2 separate regions of the Homo sapiens genome follow, and region 2 is linked to region 1. A link is a loop called in an ENCODE intact Hi-C map of the cell type or tissue named here. Cell type or tissue: heart right ventricle. All regions are shown on one strand. Each heading gives the region's core, and the rest is flanking DNA. Links, peaks and the distances in the headings are about the cores only. Region 1 has its middle 25 kb from the start of HNRNPA0. Region 2 overlaps FAM13B-AS1 (FAM13B antisense RNA 1).

Evidence for each region. Peaks named below come from ENCODE experiments on the same cell type or tissue, not always from the same donor. Only the 100,000 strongest peaks of a DNase experiment are listed, where the experiment ranks them.
Region 2: it touches region 1 in a loop (2.7-fold over the local background); 20 of 110 quality-filtered maps call a loop at or near these places.

The regions. Positions count from the first base shown.
Region 1 is chr5:137,777,803-137,780,604 of GRCh38, reverse strand. No RefSeq gene overlaps it. Among named protein-coding and RNA genes, the nearest start is that of HNRNPA0, 25 kb to the right of the region's middle. In heart right ventricle, for the core only: a CTCF peak has its summit at 1,439 (motif pointing left); no DNase peak of the experiment used is centred there.
Region 2 is chr5:138,034,877-138,037,678 of GRCh38, reverse strand. FAM13B-AS1 (FAM13B antisense RNA 1) reads right to left here. Exons shown (of 2, transcript NR_037900.2): 2 at 1-1,486. It also overlaps a transcript of FAM13B not described here. Among named protein-coding and RNA genes, the nearest start is that of FAM13B, 3.2 kb to the right of the region's middle. RefSeq lists an enhancer at 1,211-1,420. In heart right ventricle, for the core only: CTCF peaks have their summits at 1,318 and 1,520 (motif pointing left); a DNase peak (open chromatin) is centred at 1,508; H3K27ac peaks cover 437 bases.

The sequences.
Region 1 (2,802 bases), core at 236-2,735:
AGCTCAGAAGATATTATCCAGAATGCTTTGAAAAGAGACAAAAGGATGGAAACTATGGAAGAGAAATTAGATATATGAAGGAAAAACTAAGAGAATTTATCATTCATTTAGTTGGAGTTACATAAGGAAAGGAGAGCAAGAATGGGGCAGAGGCAGTATTTGAAGATGAAATGGTTGCAAATATTTCAGAATGAATTAAAGAAGCCCAATAACCCCAAATAGGATAAATAAGAAGAAATCTATCCAAGATACATTCTAGAAACTGCAGCAAATAACAGGCAAAGAGAAAAATATTAGAAACACCAGAGGGTAAAAGTAGATTACTTTCAAAAGAGCAACAGTTGTACTATCACTTGGCTGCTTAACAGCAAAAATAGAAGCCAGGTGACATGGACTGGTACCTTAAAAGGGCTGACAAAATAGCTGCCAATCTAGAACTTATACTAAACAAAAAGTATCTTTCAAGAATGAGGGCAAAAGAGACATTTTTCAGAAAAACAAAAGCTGAGAGAATTCATCTCTAGCTCATTACAGGAAATTCTAAAGGATGCATACTTCAGACAGAAGGAAAGTGATCCCAGAGGCAAGACCTGAGATCCAAGAAGGAAAGAAGAGCAGAGAAAGTGGAAAACATATGGGCAAACCTAAACAAAGACCTATTGTATAAAACAGTGACAATAATGTCCTGGTAGGTGTAAAAAATTAAAATGCACAGCACAACAACAATATAATCCAAGAGGGGGATAAATGGATTTTAAATGATCCTCGCGTCATCTAGGATCAGGATAAAGATGTTTAGTAATTTCAGTTTTGATAAATATGCATGTGGTAATTCCTAATATAACTACTAAAAGAATAAAAACAGTATATTATTTCAAAACCAATAGATGAAGGAAAAGAGATGATAAAATACTCATTCTTTACAAGTTGAGAATTAGGGACACAACAAGGAGGATGTTAGGTTTTCTGGATTTAGCAACCAAGTGGGGATACTATTCATAATTGATTTGGGAACAGGAAAAAGAGAAAGTGTGGAAGGAAGATACTGAGTTATGTTTGGGACAGGTTGAATTTGAGGTGCTTGAGGGACAGCCATTAAGTTTCCTCTTGGAACTAGGGCAGCAAGTTTTCTTTTTAAAACCATTTTTTGTACCTTTTTGAGCTAAAGTGATTCTTAGCTCTTTCTGGATTTATGAATTTGCCTAACAATTCTGAGCTCCATTAGGCTGTGCTTTAGTGAAGTATATTTTTAACAGGTTTCCCAACAGTAAGTTAGGGGAAAATTGTGAACTTGATGTCTCTGGAAGCCTTTAAAAATAAGATGCTTTTCTATTTTAAAAGATTTAGGTTTGCCTTCCTTCAAGAGGGCTGGACTTCTCCAGGTGTCAGTCTTTCTTTTGATATTTAGGAATTTATTCTCTGCTCTTCTCTGCCATCTGGTGGCAGATGAATGGAACACTGCATTTGGAAGGAAAAGAGGGAATTTGAGCTTTTTATTATAATTTATTTATTTATTTAGGGGGGACAAGTGCAGATTTTTAAATATGCACATATTGCATAGTGGTGAAATCCAGGCATTTAGTGCACCCATCACCGGCATAGTAAACATTGTACCAAACAGGTAATTTTTCAACCCTCACCCCCCTTTCACCTTCCCACATTTTGTACTCTCCAATAGAAATTCGAGCTATTTTAAAATATGTAACTTGATGAAGAGAAGCAACATATGGTTGTGTGTGTTTGTGAATCCAAACTTTGAAACCATCAAATCACAGCAGTAGTTTTAGGGCACAGAAATTGTGGTATTTTCTTTATTCTTTACTCACTCTTCTCTTACCTTCATTGCCCTGCCTTACCATCTGGTATTTCTTTTCTTTTTTTTTTTTGATAGAGTCTCGCTTTGTTGTCCAGGCTGGAGTGCAGCAGTGCGACCTTGGCTCACTGCAACCTCTGCCTCCAGGGTTCAAGTGATTCTCATGCCTCAGCTGCCCGAGTAGCTGGGATTAGAGGCGCACAACACCACGACTGGCTAATTTTTTTTTTTTTGGTAGAGACAGGGTTTCACCATGTTGACCAGGCTGGTCTCGAACTCCTGACCTCAGGTGATCTGCCCACCTCGGCCTCCCAAAGTGCTGGGATTACAGGGGTGAGCCACCATGCCCAGCCCCATCTGGCATTTCTAACCTTATATATAGGGCTAAGTAAGCTGAGTCATCAAAGTTAAAATCGTCCTTCGGCACTTTGGGAGGGCCAGGCAGGCGGATCATGAGGTCAGGAGATCGAGACCATCTTGGCTAACATGGTGAAACCCCGTCTTTACTAAAAATACAAAAAATTAGCCAGGTGTGATGGTGTGCGCCTGTAGTCCCAGCTACTTGGGAGGCTGAGGCAGGAGAATGGCGTGAACCCGGGAGGCGGAGCTTGCAGTGCCGAGATCGTACCACTGCACTCTAACCTGGAGAACAGAGGGAGACTCTGTTTCAAAAAAAAAAAAAAAAAATTCATCCCTCAGCACTTCTTTTACTTAAATCAGTGTTGATTTTATGACCTTTTACGAATGTGTGGTCTTCTTTAGCTCTCAAAGATGTTGGTGTCCTAATCTCCAGAACCTATGAATATGTTACCTTACATGGCAAAAAGTACTTTGTAGATGTGATTAAGGTTAGGGACCTTGAATGGAGAGAATATTTGGGATTATCTGAGTGGGGACAATATAAACATATAATCTCTCTCCTGGTTGTAGAGGGGGGTTGGGGGTGGGGAGAGAAGGATGGCAGGAGGAGAGAGGGATGGAAGAAGGGA
Region 2 (2,802 bases), core at 38-2,537, 260 kb before region 1:
AACACCTGATTAAAAGTTTCCTTACTGATGGTGCAAGGGAAGGGCTCAACATCCTGCTACATCTGGAAGAGATGAATTCAGTCAAACTCATGTAAAGGATGGAAGAACCCATTTGCATTCTCTGTGAATAATGAGGGCATTATTAGCCATCTGTAAAGTAACTGCAGAGACAGCTACTTCCTGACTTCAAGTCTCATTCCAGTGACACTGGTGACCTTGGGGAGGCAGATATGCTGAGGTCCTCCCTGGCATCTAGAATGCAGTCCAGGTTGTAGCAAAGATATATTCCTTCCACAGTGATGTGACTCATGACCTTACTTCTGAGAGGCATAATGCCTCTGTTCAGATAAGCTGGGATAGAATGCTTGTTTTCCAGGCTTAAAAGTCATCTTGCAAATAAATAACAATTTTATCTCAAGTAGTAATTTTCCTGGCATGGCCTCATCTCCAGAAGGAGTCTTGGAAACACAAAGGATTGGTCTATACCAGTCACTTCTCATCCTGGCCAAATAGCTATTGCAAATGCTATTTTTGACTCTATTGATATATTGAAATGTGACGTTTCCATCTACAGGTAAAGAATTTGTAGGAAAAAAAGAAGAAAAAGTGATGTAATTTTGAAGTATTCTTTTAGTGAGGTATTCTCTCATCTCTGTAACAAACAGAATTGCTGTTCTTTGCTGTAGGGGCTGTCCTGTGCCGTAAAGGATGTTTACCAGCATCCTTGACCTTCTCCCACCAGCCAATAGCACCTCTCCAGTGGTGACAATCAAAAATGTCTGTATTCAGCAGATCCTGAATTCAGAAGGAAAAAAAAAGTTTAAAAAAAAACCAAAAATGTCTGCACACATGGTCCCCCAAAATTGTCGCAGTTGAGAACCACTGTTTTAACTGAAGCAACAAGATTATTATAAAAGAAACCATCTTCTTCCCTCCATCCACCAAAAAACTAAAGTAATTTCTGAGATAGACCCCCTCTAGAAATTTCAGAGGATTTAGACAAAGCAGGTAGATTAAATACTCAGTTATTTAGTTATAAAAGGCCAAACCAGAATTATTGAGGACAATGTCTTTGGAGACTGTTGCTGGTGAGCTGTGATTCTTACCACAGGTGCCTGCCTGCCTTTTACTTCAAGTCGAGGGAGTGGGCCTTCAATGGATCTGCTCAGAGCACTTGACTTGTACCTCCTGCAGTCTGAGGGGCACCGTGGGCCTGTGTCTGACTCCCACAGGCTGGCGGCTGTTTTGGCAGCAGAGTAGAGGAATGTTGAATCTGCACTGGGATTAGCCTGTACTCCCAAGTTTGTTCGGGCAAGAGGTGCCTGAGAGCTTCCTGTGGACCAGGTGTGGGCCATACAGAGCTGTCACTAGGCTAACACAGCAGCACCATGAGAAAAAAGCTCTCCTTCGTCCAGACGCTTTGCTTCCATCTATTGGGAAGCAGTCGTTGTAATTTAGTTTGGACAAAACACTTTACTGCCACCTGCTGGAAAAACATTAAAATAAATAACATACAGAACTACAGTGAGAATGATGTGAATGGCACCCCCTAGGGTACGGAGTGCACAACCTTGTCCCACAATAAAGGGTCACTTGCAAATGGACGAGTGTGAGAGTCATCTCAGATCCTATCTGACAGGGCCTTTACAGAGATGCCCAGGTTTCAACAGACAAGTAGTTGGAGGTGCGTGGAAAGAAGTAAATAACTGCCAAAATAGCTTTACGCTTAGACCAATAGAATTATGGGGGAGAAACCACCAGAGAAGGGGGATGGTGGTAGTCTCTGAGGTATCCATGAAAAAATAAGTCAGCTTTAAGCATCTACCATGCCCAGGGAATGTCAAACCATCATACAAAGTTAACAACTTTCCTGCTCCTTTTTCTCCCTGCCTTCCCCAGATTTGGTTATGATTAGTTAAGCCGGGAGGAGAAAGACTAGGCAGGTTAAAGATGACTATGGTCCCCTCTTTAGGGCAAGCAATGAGACAACTGTTCCCAGCTGAAAAAGAGGAAAACATTTCACTCTTTGTGACTCAATGACAACAGGACTCTATTCCTAAGGAGACCACAGAACCCCTAAAAACTCATGGAACCTGCCTGAGTTTTCAATTAGGTACATGACAGATCTACTCCCACTGCACAAATTGAAAGGCATGGCAAAAGATACAAAATAAAAGTGTTTGTTTTGAATTATAGCCCATGTGGCCCCTATGTTGAACATACTGTTTTTATATTATCAAGTAGGATCTAGAGAATATATCTTCCAAGAATATGTTCTGCAGTTTTTGAGGGGGAAAATGGTCATTGATCAATTCATTTGTTTTTTGAGATCCCATACTTTGTGGGTAGGGTATAAAAACGCAAGGGAGGCCGGGCACGGTGGCTCACGCCTGTAATCACAGCACTTTGGGAGGCTGAGGTGGGAGGATCACTTGAGGCCAGGAGTTCAAGAGAGGCCTGGGCAACATAGGGAAACCCATCTCTAAAAAAATTTTAAAATTAGCCAGGCATGGTGGCATGTCCCTGTAGTCCCAGCTACTCAGGAGACTAGGGTAGGAATGCTGCTGGAGGCCAGGAAGTTGAGGCTGTATTGAGCCATAATCCAGACACTGGACCCCAGCCTGAGTGACAGAGCAAGACCTTGTCTCACCAAAAAAAAAAAAAAAAAAAAAAAAAAAAAAAAGGCAAGGGAATCCTTCCCTCTGGGAGCTTACATCTTAGGTTTCATATTCAGAGCAAAGTATTTATTACAGTCAGTTATGTCAACAAGAGCCTGTGTTGCATATGTGGGGCAGGCGGAGG